Regions from separate parts of the Homo sapiens genome. Here all the other regions are linked to region 4. Evidence: chromatin contacts called from ENCODE Hi-C or POLR2A ChIA-PET data. All regions are on one chromosome and are shown on one strand. The core of a region is the stretch at or near the end of the contact, and the rest is flanking DNA. Distances in the headings are between cores, read along the strand shown.

Region 1 (2,700 bases), core at 97-2,596, 1.3 Mb before region 4:
TGGGAGGAGCAGAACTGGTCAGCGACGTCCGGGTCCCCGGGCCCTGGCCCCCATCCTCGCTCCCGGCCAACTCCTCCCCGACTGCCTTACCCGCGCCGCGCGGCGGGCACGGTCGGCATTGGGCGCCCCAGCCGCGGCCCTGGCGGCAGCAGCAGTCGTCGAAGGTGAGGGCAGGCCCGGCCAGGGGGCCAGCGCACATGCCGTCCTCTCCGCGCTGGCTCCAGCACACGTCGCGCCGCTCCGGGGCACGCTCTGCGGAAGACACCTGGCATCAGGGGAGGGGCCCAAGGCAGGAACCGCCCGCCTCCGCCCCACCCCACCTGCGCGGGGGCCACGTGACGGACAGGGCCCCGGGATCGGCCAAGGCCAACCCTCGCCCTCACCGGCCGGGCTCTCGGGGAGCTGGCAATCGCGGCCGGAGGGCCCGGGCACCCAGGGCGGGCGACACTCGCAGCGGTAGGAGCCCGGCAGGTTGACGCAGCGGCCAGGGCGGCAGGCTGCCGGGTCCTGGCACTCGTCCACGTCTACGAACAGCGAGGGGGTGGGTGGGGGCCGTCACAGCTCGGCCCGGGCCCCGCCCCTCCCGCGTACCCCACTCCCCGGCCCGGGCCTCACCCATCTCTTCCGGGCTCAGGCACTGGCGCTGCGCGGGACTGTACTCGGCAGGGGGCGTGCAGGCACAGCGGTAGCCGCCGCGCGTGTTCTCACACACTCCGTTCCGGCAGTTGGACTCGTCCAGGCACTCGTCCACGTCTGCAGGGAGGAAAAGCGTGGGTAGCAGGGGCAGGCCCGGGATGGGCGCGGTGGCGCGTGTCTCCCTGCCGCTTCCCCACGGCCGCCGGGGGGCGGAGCTCACCCACGCATTCCAGCAGGTTCCCGTCGTAGTAGAAGCCCTGCTTGCAGTAGCACTCGTAGCCAGGCTGCGTGTTCACGCACTTGCCCTCCTTGCAAATCTCCGACCCGAACAACATGCACTCGTCGATGTCTGCGGGGTGACAAACACTGGCCGCTCCGGTCCCGCAGCTGCAGCCCGGAGGCGTGGGCTGGGCGCACCACCGGAGCGAAGCCATCCCCGGGCGGGGCCTACAGGAGGGGCGGGGCCTACAGGGCGGGGCCTGCGAGGAAGGTGCGGGCGGGGCTTACCCGGCGCGGGCAGCTGACCCAGCGAGTCCCGGCGGGATCCGGGCGAGCCCAACCCGGGGTGAGAGGGCGCGGGGCGGGCGGAGCCGCAGGGCGCTTACCACGGTGGGCTGGGATGCCGTAGTTGACGATGTTGTTGTCCTGGGTGTAGCCCTTTCCGTCTGGGCAGAGGCTGTGGAACTCGGCTGCAGGGGCAGGGCGGCCGTGGGGAGGGAAGAGGCAGGACTGAGCGCGCGCGTGGGCTTAGGGCTGCAGCCCGCCGCCTATTTCCCAACTGCCAGGGGGCGCCATTTCCCACATTTGGCTTCCAGATGAAGAAACTGAAGATCTGGGAAGGGGCCTGCCCGGCTCCTGACCTGAGCTGTAGACTGGGCAGGGGTAGATTTCGCAGTGGTCGCCCCAGCCGGCCCCCAGAGAGCAGCAGCACTCCTGCTGGGTCACGTTGGTGGCCAATACGCTGTCGCAGAACACTGTGTCATCGAAGTTCAGGTAGCACTCCTTCTTGTGGTGGGGCTGCTCCACCTCTGAGGGGCAGACGGCAGCTCAGGGTTGTGCACAGACCCCCCTTGGCCCTGTCCACCCTGCCCACCCACCACAGGTCTTTCCCCCCACATTCCCTGGCTCCCCTTAGCCTCCTCCTGAGAGTTGGCTCTGTTCTCAACGTGGTGTTCTGGACCCTTCATCGTCTGGCCCCACCAGACTCCCCCAGCCAAAAGAGATTTCTTCCGGTTCCCCAAATTTAGGAGGGTGGGGCCAGGACACATCTCTGAATCCCAGCTGCAGCTCAGGGGAGTTGTCCAGTCCGAGGGAGGAGCTGGGAGGACACTCACCCTCACAACCGTGCTGGTCCTGGGTGGGAGTGAAGCCCTCATCGCAGACACACACATAGGAGCCCTGAAGGTTCTTGCAGGCCCCATGGGGAAGGCACAGGCTCGGGTCCTGGCTGCACTCATCTATGTCTGCGGGGCAAGAGTAGCGCAGCTGGAAACCCAGCCCCTCTTTCCCTGGGGCTGCACCTCAAGGGCCTCACACAAGTTCAGAACCTGAATTTCCACTTTGGTTTCAAAGTATGTACAGCAGGAAGTCTGCTGTGTCTGTGCATGTGTCTGAATGTGCATGTGGACATTAGCTGCTGTCCTTCATAACACCTTCAGTGGCTCCCACTAACCTTACAAAACCTAAAAGTATCAGAAGCCCAAATGGAAAGGCCTCAAATGCAATTGAGCTTCCGATACCTTTAGGTCTCATCACGCCTTACTCTAGACCACCCTCCACTCCCCAACTCTGTGCTCAGGGCACCCTCCCCTCCTCTGTAAACACAACTAGCTCCTTCCAGATCTCTATGCTTTGCAATTACTGCTCTTTGGTCCTGGAATGACTTCTCGTGCCTTGCCTTTCCCATGCCTAGGGAACTCCTACTTACGTTTCAGTCCAGTTCAACATTCACCTCCCCATTGCAATTAATCATTAGTCTATACCTTTCTTGGCACCCAGGACCCTGAACTGTCAGAATCAGTTTACATGTTGGCCTCCCCTAGCTGGGAGCCCTGGGTGATTGTT
Region 2 (3,095 bases), core at 236-2,735, 1.7 Mb before region 4:
AACCAGTGACCAAAATCGGAGATGCTCTTCCTCCTTTGGATAAACACTGGGAACCCTTGGTGCACTTCTCTCCCCTAGGACTGGCTGGGTCAGCACTGATCAGGGAGAAGCTGAGCAGTGGCTTGTGGGCCCAGGAATCTGGGGTCTGGTGGGACAATAGCTATCCCTCAGAAACAAGCAACAGGGCTGACCAGTCACAGCTTTATTAATGACCAGGGTAACCCGTTCAGCTAGGGAGCTCCTCAATGAGAGTTCTTGGGGCAGGTGGCACGGGGCCTCCCCAAAGCCGCTCCAGCTCCCCAGTGAGGGCGGCCACCTCCTCGGCTACCACAGCATGGGCTTGGTGAGCCCTGGCGCAGTCTAGGGCCAGGGGTGTGAGGGCCGCCTCATTTTCGTTGGTCCAGGCCAGGAGGAACTGGCACTTTTTCCGGGCCCGGTAAAGATGATCTCGCTCTTCTCTAGCCACGGCCTGTTTCCGGGCACGGCCCAGGGTCTGTGCCAGGTCCCCCAGTGCTGCCAGCGTGTAGCCTTTCTGGTTGGTCGGGCCCTCGCCCAGCAGGATGCGGGCGACCTCGTGCATAGCCCCTCGTGTGCCCAGGGGCCCCGGCGGGTGCTCGCCTGCTTCCAGCACGTGGGCTGCCGCCTGCAGGGCTTCTTCCGCAGAGGCGAAGACTTGCTGGGCACCCAGGGCTCCGGAAACGCCGAGCAGTGTGGCACAGAAGTCAGAGAGCAGCGCGTCGTCACCGCCGTGATACAGGGCGAGAGTATGCGCGTAGGCGAACAGCACATTGGGCAGCTGGAAGCGCACGAGCGGCGAGACTGGGCCGCGGCTCAGGCTGACTATCGCGGGGATGCGGGTGGGTACGACGGGCGTGCAGGCCCCCGGGACATCTCCAAGAACCCGCTCGGCGGCCGCGGGCTCCGCGGCGGAGGCATCTTTCACAGAATCCGGCGGGGTCCTCGCAGGGGCGAGCTCCAGCTCCGCGGCGTCACTACCCGGGGCATTATCCAGCTCCTCCAGAAGCTGCGGTCCGGCTCCGCGGTTCCACCACCACGGCCGCCATGGAGGCAGCAGCCGCCCGGCCTCACCGCGGCTCAGCAGCCGCTCGAAGGCAGCTTTTTCGCCCGGCGCCAGCCGCTCCCAGAGTCCCGATAGGCCGCCGGGCGCCGGGCCGGAGCTGAGGCCTGCTTCCCCAGGCTCGTCCTCGGTCTCGCGTTGCTGACGCAGCCGGCGTAGGGCGCTTGCTAGGCGGCTGGGAGGAGCGCTGCAACCGCGGAGCTCTCCCAGCACCTGGTCACGGTAGAAGTTTTCTGCGCAGGTGCCATGCGTCCGGTAGCAGCGCAGCGAGCAGTAGGGCGCATTACAGCGAGGGCAGGTGTAACGCGCTGGCTGGACCTCCCCCGCCGGGCAGAAGCCACAGGGCCCGGCCGGCTCCATGGCAACTGGCACCGCGATCTACCTGCGAACGCACGCCGGTGGTAGTTCGAAACTTCCGGGGCTTCTTCGATTACTTCCGGTTCGCAGCGCGGCCGACGGCGCGCTGTGTTTTCGCAAAGCTTCCGAGGATTCTCGGCAATTTCCGCCCACGCCCGAAAGCCAAGCCCCACCCCTTTCCCTAGTAGGGCGAGAGCAGGCCCAGAAGCCGGGCGTCAGGTACGAGCCCCGCCCTATGCGATGACGCAAGGAGCGAAAAAATGGGTCTGGCGAGCGCTTCGCCGGTGCCACGTCTCCCCCTAGTGGTCACACCAAAACGTGGCCCGATCATCTAAAGAGAAAACCCTCTTTTTAGCACTACAATGTGCTGTGGCATAAATCCATCTTTACTAGGCACCTACTCTGGGCCACTAATTGTGCCAAGCCTACGGGAGGCGATGCATCCCTGCGCTGGACACAGACAAATAAAATGCACTAGGGGACACAGACAAATAAAAGGACAGTTAGGGCCAGGTACGGTGGGTCACGCCGGTAATCCCAGCATTTTGGGAGGCCGAGGCGGGCAGATGACCTGAGGTCAGGAGTTTGAGACCAGCCTGACCAACATGGAGAAACCCCGTCTCTACTAAGAATACAAAATTAGCCGGGCGTGGGGGACGGGTGCTTGTAGTCCCAGCTACTCCTGAGGCTGAGGCAGGGGAATCGCTTGAACCCGGGAGGTGGAGGCTGCAGTTAGCCGAGATCGCGCCACCGCTCTCCAGCCTGCGAGCCTGGGCCACAGAGAGAAACTCCACCTCAAAAAGATAAATAGAAAGCAGCATTTAAGAAATATCTGAGCTCCTATGATTTTTTTCCTCCAAAACTGCCTCTTCTTTTCATTAAGTATCTTCTCATTAAATACCACTATTCATCCATCTTATTAAGTGCAGGCCCCATTCTAGGTGCCAAGAACACAATGCACATCAAAGGGAGCCGGGGGTCCCTGTTCTAATAGAGCTCACTCTTGTGGTGGAGTGGGGGGTGTGATGAACCAAACTGTGAGTGTTCTTTGCATCCCTGCTACTACTGGTGGTCTAAGCTTCCTGACCCCTCATGTGGATGACAACACATTAAGTGTTTTTCCTAACTTTCTTGCCAGCCCTCCAGAAAAACCTGCCAGAGAAATTAGATCACAAGTCAGATGAGATCCATCTGTTACTCAAAACCCTTCTGCGACCCTCCATTGCACTTGGACTCAAACCCAAACTCCTCTCTATGGCTGACAAGGCCTTGCAGGATCTGCCCGCCCCCAGCCCTAGACATCACCTCTTCCCCATCTTCACACAGTCCTCTAGGCTTGAAATATTCCCCTACCTGATCACTTGACTGGTTCATCTCAGGTCTCACTCACGTCATTTAAACAGGACCTCTCGGCTGGGCACAGCGGCTGACACCTGTAATCTCAGCACTTTGGGAGGCCAAGGTGGGCGGATCACTTGAGCCCAGTTCAAGACCAGCCTGGGCAACATAGCAAAACCCTGTCTCTACAAAAAAGTACAAAAAATTAGCCAGGTGTGGCGGTGCATGCCTGTAGTCCTCAGCTACTTTGGAGGCTGAGTAGGATCACCTGGGCCCAGGAGTTGGCGGCTGCAGTGAGCCATGATTGTGCAACTGCACTCCA
Region 3 (2,700 bases), core at 95-2,594, 1.2 Mb before region 4:
CCATGGGCACCCCTGGTCAGCTGGGACCCCCTAGGGTGGGAGCTCCTACCTGCAGTAGACCCTAAGCTAGGCTCAGTGGAAGGTTGGGAGCAGGTGTGTACCAGAGCCATGCCACCCCCAACCATGCCCCCAGAAACTCACTGTTGTTGGACTTGAGATCACGGTGGATGACGGGCACCAGGGCCTCGCAGTGCAGGTAGTGCATCCCACGGGCAATCTGCACAGCCCAGTTGACCAGCACATGGGGAGGCACGCGCCGCCCGGCCAGAGCTCGGCTGAGGGGCCCACCGGCTGCATACTCCATCACCAGGCACAGGTTGGGCTCCTCCAGGCACACAGCCTTGAGGGCAATGATGTTGGGGTGTGCCAGCATGGCGAAGAGCCGGGCCTCCTGGCGAACGCTCTCGGCTGTCACACTGATGTCCTCATCGGGGTCCTGGCGAGCTGCCTTCACAGCCACCAGCTCACCTCGCCAGCTGCCCCTGTACACCTTGCCAAAGCCTCCAATGCCGATCACCTCCTCCAGCCGCAGCTCCTGGAAGCTGGCCACCTCGCAGGGGGGCGGGCCGCCACCCCGAGACACATAGTTGGACGGGAAGATGCCCACCTGGCCACCCACCTGGCCCGCCCACCAGCCCTCGTCTCCTGAGATGGCTGCGTCCCGGGACAGCACCTCCACACGGTCACCCTTCCTCAGGGCCAGCTCATCCTGCCCACTGGGCTCGTAGTCGAACAGGGCTGTCCACACCGGGTTGGCATAACCCGCTGCCTTTGGAGACCCCTCAGGCCGGCCTCCTCCACCGCCCCCACCACCCCCGCTGCCACTGCCATTCCATGACCCTAGAGGGCTCTTGAGGAAGAGGCTCTTCAAGGGCTCCATGGCCGGGAGCCGGCGCTGGGATGTGTGGAGGACCTTCTCTGGGTGCCCGTGGTCCCCACCCCCGCTGGCTGCCAAGGCCCTAGTCCCGGAACCTGGGCATCCGGGCCCTGGCCCTCAGCCCCAGACCCACGCCTCTCTGGGGAGCCAGGAGTGTTGTCTCCCGGCCCCCCGCATCTCGGGCTTCTGGAGGAGGGCACCCAGGGCAGTGTGGTCAGGCCGGGGGGGTGGGGCCCCGGGGCCTCCGGCGCCTCACCATGGCTAGCTTGGAGGGACCCGAGCTTCCCTCGGTTCTGGAGCAGTCCTGGGAGCCTGGCTCCGGCCCCCGCCAAGTGTAAGGTGGGGCCTTCAGGGGCAGCGCCTCAACTCCGGTTGGGTCTTTTTGCGCAGGGGGTGGAGGGAGCGTCCGCAGTTGGGCCGAGACTGCCTGTTCCTGGCCCCGTCTCCTTTGGCCCCGACGGCTCCGACCCCGCTCCCTTCTTCCTCCTCCCTTTGTACTTTGGCCCCGGGGGCGGGAGGCAGAGGTGGAGGGTGGAGTTTCACTTTTTTCCGCTCTTCTCCCTCCTGCAGGAAACAGCATCAGATGACGCGGGCGGCCTGCACCGCTCCCCTCCCAGAGGCTCCAGGCGGGGAGTTCCCGGGTAGGCGGGCCAGGAGAGGCAGAGAGGGAAAGGGCAGAACCAGATCCCCCATCACAGCAGGCTTTTGAGATCTAGAAAGAAAAGCCCCCAGCTGCGTGCTCTGCTGCCTAGGGTGGAGGTTGGTCTCTGCTAAGGATGGGCCATCTCTGCCCTCTGCATCCGCATCGGCGGCAGCAAAACGGGGTTACAGAACCACACTTGGGAAGGGGGTGAACCCGAGTCTGGTCTTGGCTGCGAAGTTGTGGGACTGTGCGATCCATCGATTCTGAGCCTCATTATTTTCTTTCTTTTTTCTTCTTTTGAGACGGAGTCTTGCTCTGTCGCCCAGGCTGGTATGCAATGGCGCAGTCTAAGCTCACTGCAACCTCCGCCTCCCGGGTTCAAGAGATTCTCCTGCCTCAGCCTCCCGAGTAGCTGGGACTACCGGCGCGTGGCACCACGGCCGGCTAATTTTTGTATTTTTAGTGGAGACGGGTTTCACCATGTTGGCCATGCTGGTCTCAAACCCCTGACCTCGTGATCCTCCCGCCTCGGCCTCCCAAAGTGTTGGGATTACAGGCGTGAGCCACCGCGCCCGGCCATTCTTTTCATATATGATATGAGGACGAGAAAGCTCTGCCTCGTAGAGCTAGTTGGATGGGGTGGGGAAGACTGGAGGACAGACGGAACTGGCTGCACCTCAAGCTCTTGGAGTGGATTGCCTAAGGCTCTCTTCTTCTCCTCACCTGGGAAACAATCCGCTTCTTCATATCCCTTCCCCATTGGCAGAAACCTGAGACTTGTCCAGAACTTTGCCCAGGATTGGATTCAGAATAGCTGAGTCGCCCTCACAACTTCTGGATAGGGCTGCCCCAATTGCTTTGAGCCTGTCACTTTAAGAAAGACGACGCTATCCTATTTCGACTATTCCTGCCTGTTACGGAAGGTTGTTCTCTACACCCTAGGTCTGAGCTCTGACCCGGAAGTAGACGCCGCTGGGAGCGAAATCGGTCGTGACGTACGAGGTCCAGCATTAAAGGGGGCGGGCCGAGAGGGGCGTGCTTCGGTAGTGCAGAACTCTCGCTGCTACTAGGGGAGTCCACGCCTCCACCTTTTCCCCGCCTCCTGTAACTCATTGGAAGAGCTGTGCGCCAATTACTTTGCCGTTACCCAATGGCTACTCAACTGTCTCTTTGGTTCCGC
Region 4 (2,951 bases), core at 138-2,637:
CGGTGTGGTGGCATGCGCCTGTGGTTCCTGGTACTCTGGAAGCTGAAGCTGAGGCAGTAGGATCGCTTGAGCCCAGGAGGTCGAGGCTGCAGTGAGCCAGGACTGAGCCACTGCACTCCAGCCTGGGCAACAGAGCAAGACCTTGTCTCAAAAAAACAAAAGGTCAGCTCAGGTATCTCCTCATGGAAACCCTTCTTCACATCCAGAGGTGGTCGGCTTCCTTCTCTATTCTAACCCTGGGCTTTGTACACAGGTCTGCATCCCCTCCTAGCATCTGTGAGCTTCTCTCAGGGAAAAGCTCATTGATCTGCATCCCCAAGACCTGCTGGGGAAGAATCTATCCATCTAAACTCGCTTTAATTTGACAAATGAATCAGTTAAGAGTAGGAAAGCTGCCTATGGGCACTGCTCAATGCAACGTGAGCAACAAAGGGAGACAGAACTGAGGCCAGAAAGGTGAGGGGGGACAGAGGCTGGCAGGGAGGGGAGCTTGTCAGTGCAGACTCCAGGAAGAATCTATACAGAAAGTTACTGAGCGGCCTGAGTCCCCCAAGTGAGGGCTCGGGACAATCTCCCGCCTGGGTGAGAGAATAGGGAGACCCTGAAACGTCTCTGCAGCCTCGGGCTGCTCCAGAAGCGCCCACAGCTGCAGGGTTTTGGTGTGGATGGGACCTGCTGACAGGGATGCGGTGGGAAGAGCCCCTCGGCGCCCGTTCTCCCAGGCTTCCCCTTGGCCAAGGGTGCTCCTAGCACAGGGCCATGAAAGTAAGATGAAGAGGCTTGTTTTTCTCCTAGATACCAGCGGGCAAGCAGAAAACAAGAGGCTCAAGAGGGGCAGCCCCCGCATAGAGGAGATGCGAGCTCTGCGCTCTGCCAGGGCCCCGAGCCCGTCAGAGGCCGCCCCGCGCCGCCCGGAAGCCACCGCGGCCCCCCTCACTCCTAGAGGAAGGGAGCACCGCGAGGCTCACGGCAGGGCCCTGGCGCCGGGCAGGGCGAGCCTCGGAAGCCGCCTGGAGGTAACTGGGCGAGGGCCGCGCAGGGAAGGGCTCAGCAGGAGGTGCAGGCCACGGGCCGCTGCTGAGAGGTCCTCACCCCGGGCCCCCTTGTTCCCGCAGGACGTGCTGTGGCTGCAGGAGGTCTCCAACCTGTCAGAGTGGCTGAGTCCCAGCCCTGGGCCCTGAGCCGGGTCCCCTTCCGCAAGCGCCCACCGATCCGGAGGCTGCGGGCAGCCGTTATCCCGTGGTTTAATAAAGCTGCCGCGCGCTCACCAAGTCCTCTTCCGCGTCTGCTTCCGCGTCGGGCCCGGGCGGGGCGGGGCGGGGCGTGGAGCCGCGCCGCGGCCTGACGTCACCCACACCTCCCTGGGACTGCGTCACTGGTGCGCGCCGCGGGTCAGGGCGCAATGGCGGCGCTGGGCGGGGATGGGCTGCGACTGCTGTCGGTGTCGCGGCCGGAGCGGCCGCCCGAGTCGGCGGCGCTGGGCGGCCTGGGCCCCGGGCTGTGCTGCTGGGTGTCAGTGTTCTCCTGCCTCAGCCTCGCCTGCTCCTACGTGGGCAGCCTCTACGTCTGGAAGAGCGAACTGCCCAGGTGCGGGGGCTGCGCGCGACCGGAATCCGCGCCCTGCGGGCGGAGCTTGGGCGAGCCGGGGGCGGGTCCGTGCTCATGGGCAGCCGCGGGCCCCCTGAACTTACTGTCCCCTCCGTAGGGACCATCCCGCGGTCATCAAGCGACGCTTCACCAGCGTCCTGGTGGTGTCCAGTCTCTCACCCCTGTGCGTGCTGCTCTGGAGGGAACTCACAGGCATCCAGGTGCGAAGGAGGCGGGGCAAAGGGCAACGGCGGTGAGAGCTCAGGGGTCTTTAGGGGAGGAAGCAAAACTGATGCCCCCTTTCCTGTGGCTCAGCCAGGCACATCCCTGCTCACCCTGATGGGCTTCAGGCTGGAGGGCATTTTCCCAGCGGCGCTGCTGCCCCTGTTGCTGACCATGGTGAGTGCTCCTGCTGTATTTTTTCTTCTGGTCTTTGTTATCAGCCTGATGGGCAGTGCCGTGGACTCTTGTTTTTGGTTTTTGGTTGATGGGAGACAGGACTTTTGAGATGGCCCCAGGGTCCTCCGGTATGCATGGTCTGGAAATCGTGGCTGGAGAGGATTTCAAGCTTGGAGTCTCAGGGAGCATGGGCAAAGGTCTGGGCAAAAGCGGTGGGTTATGGTGAAAGTGTTTTCTTGCCCTCAGATTCTTTTCCTGGGCCCACTGATGCAGCTCTCTATGGATTGCCCTTGTGACCTGGCAGATGGGCTGAAGGTTGTCCTGGGTGAGTCTTAAAGGCTGAAGGGAAAAGTAGGCACAGGCAGTCCAGGACATTGGGGCAGGGAGTCAGCGGGCTCAGGGTGTGATCTGGACACGTGAAATGTCATCTCTCTGGGTGTGTTTTCTCATCAGTAAAATGGAAACATAGAGCTAGGTGGCCTCTAAGGGTTGATTGCCAACGTCCAAGGAGTTCCCTGGGAACCCCCAGCAGTATTTGGTGTGGATCAGAGAGCACTGTCCCCTGCTTCCCCAACCAGAGCTAGTCTTGCTTAAATTTTGGTGTCTCCAGAGTTTACTTCCAGGATGCCCTTGCCTCAGCTAATGCCTTCCATTCAGGTCATCTCAAGACATTGGGTTTATGTTGGGTCCACACCCCCGTCCTCAGCAGTATTGATGCCTAACCTGAGTTTGGCCAGGGTAAAGTTGTGGGAGAGGAGCCCTTGGAGCCTCTGGGGTCTCACTGTCTGACAGCCCGTCACTCACAGCTTGTCCTGAATTCCCTCTGCAGCCCCCCGCTCCTGGGCCCGCTGCCTCACAGACATGCGTTGGCTGCGGAACCAAGTGATCGCCCCGCTGACAGAGGAGCTGGTGTTCCGGGCCTGTATGCTGCCCATGTTAGCACCGTGCATGGGCCTGGGCCCTGC

What was found. Hi-C counts contacts between places; a loop is a spot of excess contacts on that map. ChIA-PET counts read pairs that join two places held with the same protein, here RNA polymerase II (POLR2A). Pooled maps may share reads with other maps.
Region 1: a pooled map shows a loop between it and region 4 (4-fold over the local background). The contact joins the enhancer-like site here to the promoter of RCE1 in region 4. A Hi-C loop is called at or near these places in 2 of 50 pooled maps.
Region 2: a loop to region 4 is called in a pooled map, with 4 times the contacts of the local background. The contact joins the promoter of ZNHIT2 here to the promoter of RCE1 in region 4. A Hi-C loop is called at or near these places in 8 of 50 pooled maps. POLR2A ChIA-PET finds 5 or more read pairs at or near these places in 2 of 52 experiments (CD4-positive, alpha-beta T cell and WTC11).
Region 3: a pooled map shows a loop between it and region 4 (9-fold over the local background). The contact joins the promoter of MAP3K11 here to the promoter of RCE1 in region 4. A Hi-C loop is called at or near these places in 3 of 50 pooled maps. POLR2A ChIA-PET finds 5 or more read pairs at or near these places in 2 of 52 experiments (WTC11 and activated CD4-positive, alpha-beta T cell).

What each region holds. Positions count from the first base shown.
Region 1 is chr11:65,539,630-65,542,329 of GRCh38, forward strand. It overlaps LTBP3 (latent transforming growth factor beta binding protein 3), which reads right to left. Exons shown (of 28, transcript NM_001130144.3): 19 at 1,971-2,099; 20 at 1,497-1,664; 21 at 1,242-1,325; 22 at 857-985; 23 at 616-753; 24 at 384-524; 25 at 91-252. Among named protein-coding and RNA genes, the nearest start is that of SCYL1, 16 kb to the left of the region's middle. RefSeq lists silencers at 240-439, 490-1,249 and enhancers at 989-1,283, 1,500-1,549. Within about 2 kb of position 1,347, at least 37 of the 41 ENCODE cell types and tissues checked have a DNase peak (open chromatin) inside an H3K27ac peak, as active enhancers do.
Region 2 is chr11:65,116,216-65,119,310 of GRCh38, forward strand. ZNHIT2 (zinc finger HIT-type containing 2) reads right to left here and starts at 1,486. Exons shown (of 1, transcript NM_014205.4): 1 at 188-1,486. The coding sequence starts at 1,438. The coding sequence ends at 227. It overlaps TM7SF2 (transmembrane 7 superfamily member 2), which reads left to right. Exons shown (of 10, transcript NM_003273.6): 10 at 1-15. RefSeq lists enhancers at 1-359, 906-1,449, 1,442-1,736.
Region 3 is chr11:65,612,877-65,615,576 of GRCh38, forward strand. MAP3K11 (mitogen-activated protein kinase kinase kinase 11) reads right to left here and starts at 1,345. Exons shown (of 10, transcript NM_002419.4): 1 at 142-1,345. The coding sequence starts at 880. RefSeq lists enhancers at 1-667, 1,385-1,814, 1,556-2,442, 2,325-2,374, 2,435-2,524 and a silencer at 955-1,134.
Region 4 is chr11:66,842,054-66,845,004 of GRCh38, forward strand. RCE1 (Ras converting CAAX endopeptidase 1) reads left to right here and starts at 1,388. Exons shown (of 8, transcript NM_005133.3): 1 at 1,388-1,587; 2 at 1,706-1,808; 3 at 1,903-1,986; 4 at 2,233-2,311; 5 at 2,816-2,951. The coding sequence starts at 1,403. It overlaps TOP6BL (TOP6B like initiator of meiotic double strand breaks), which reads left to right. Exons shown (of 15, transcript NM_001302084.2): 14 at 796-1,016; 15 at 1,116-1,463. The coding sequence ends at 1,181. RefSeq lists silencers at 929-1,068, 1,179-1,618 and an enhancer at 1,259-1,965.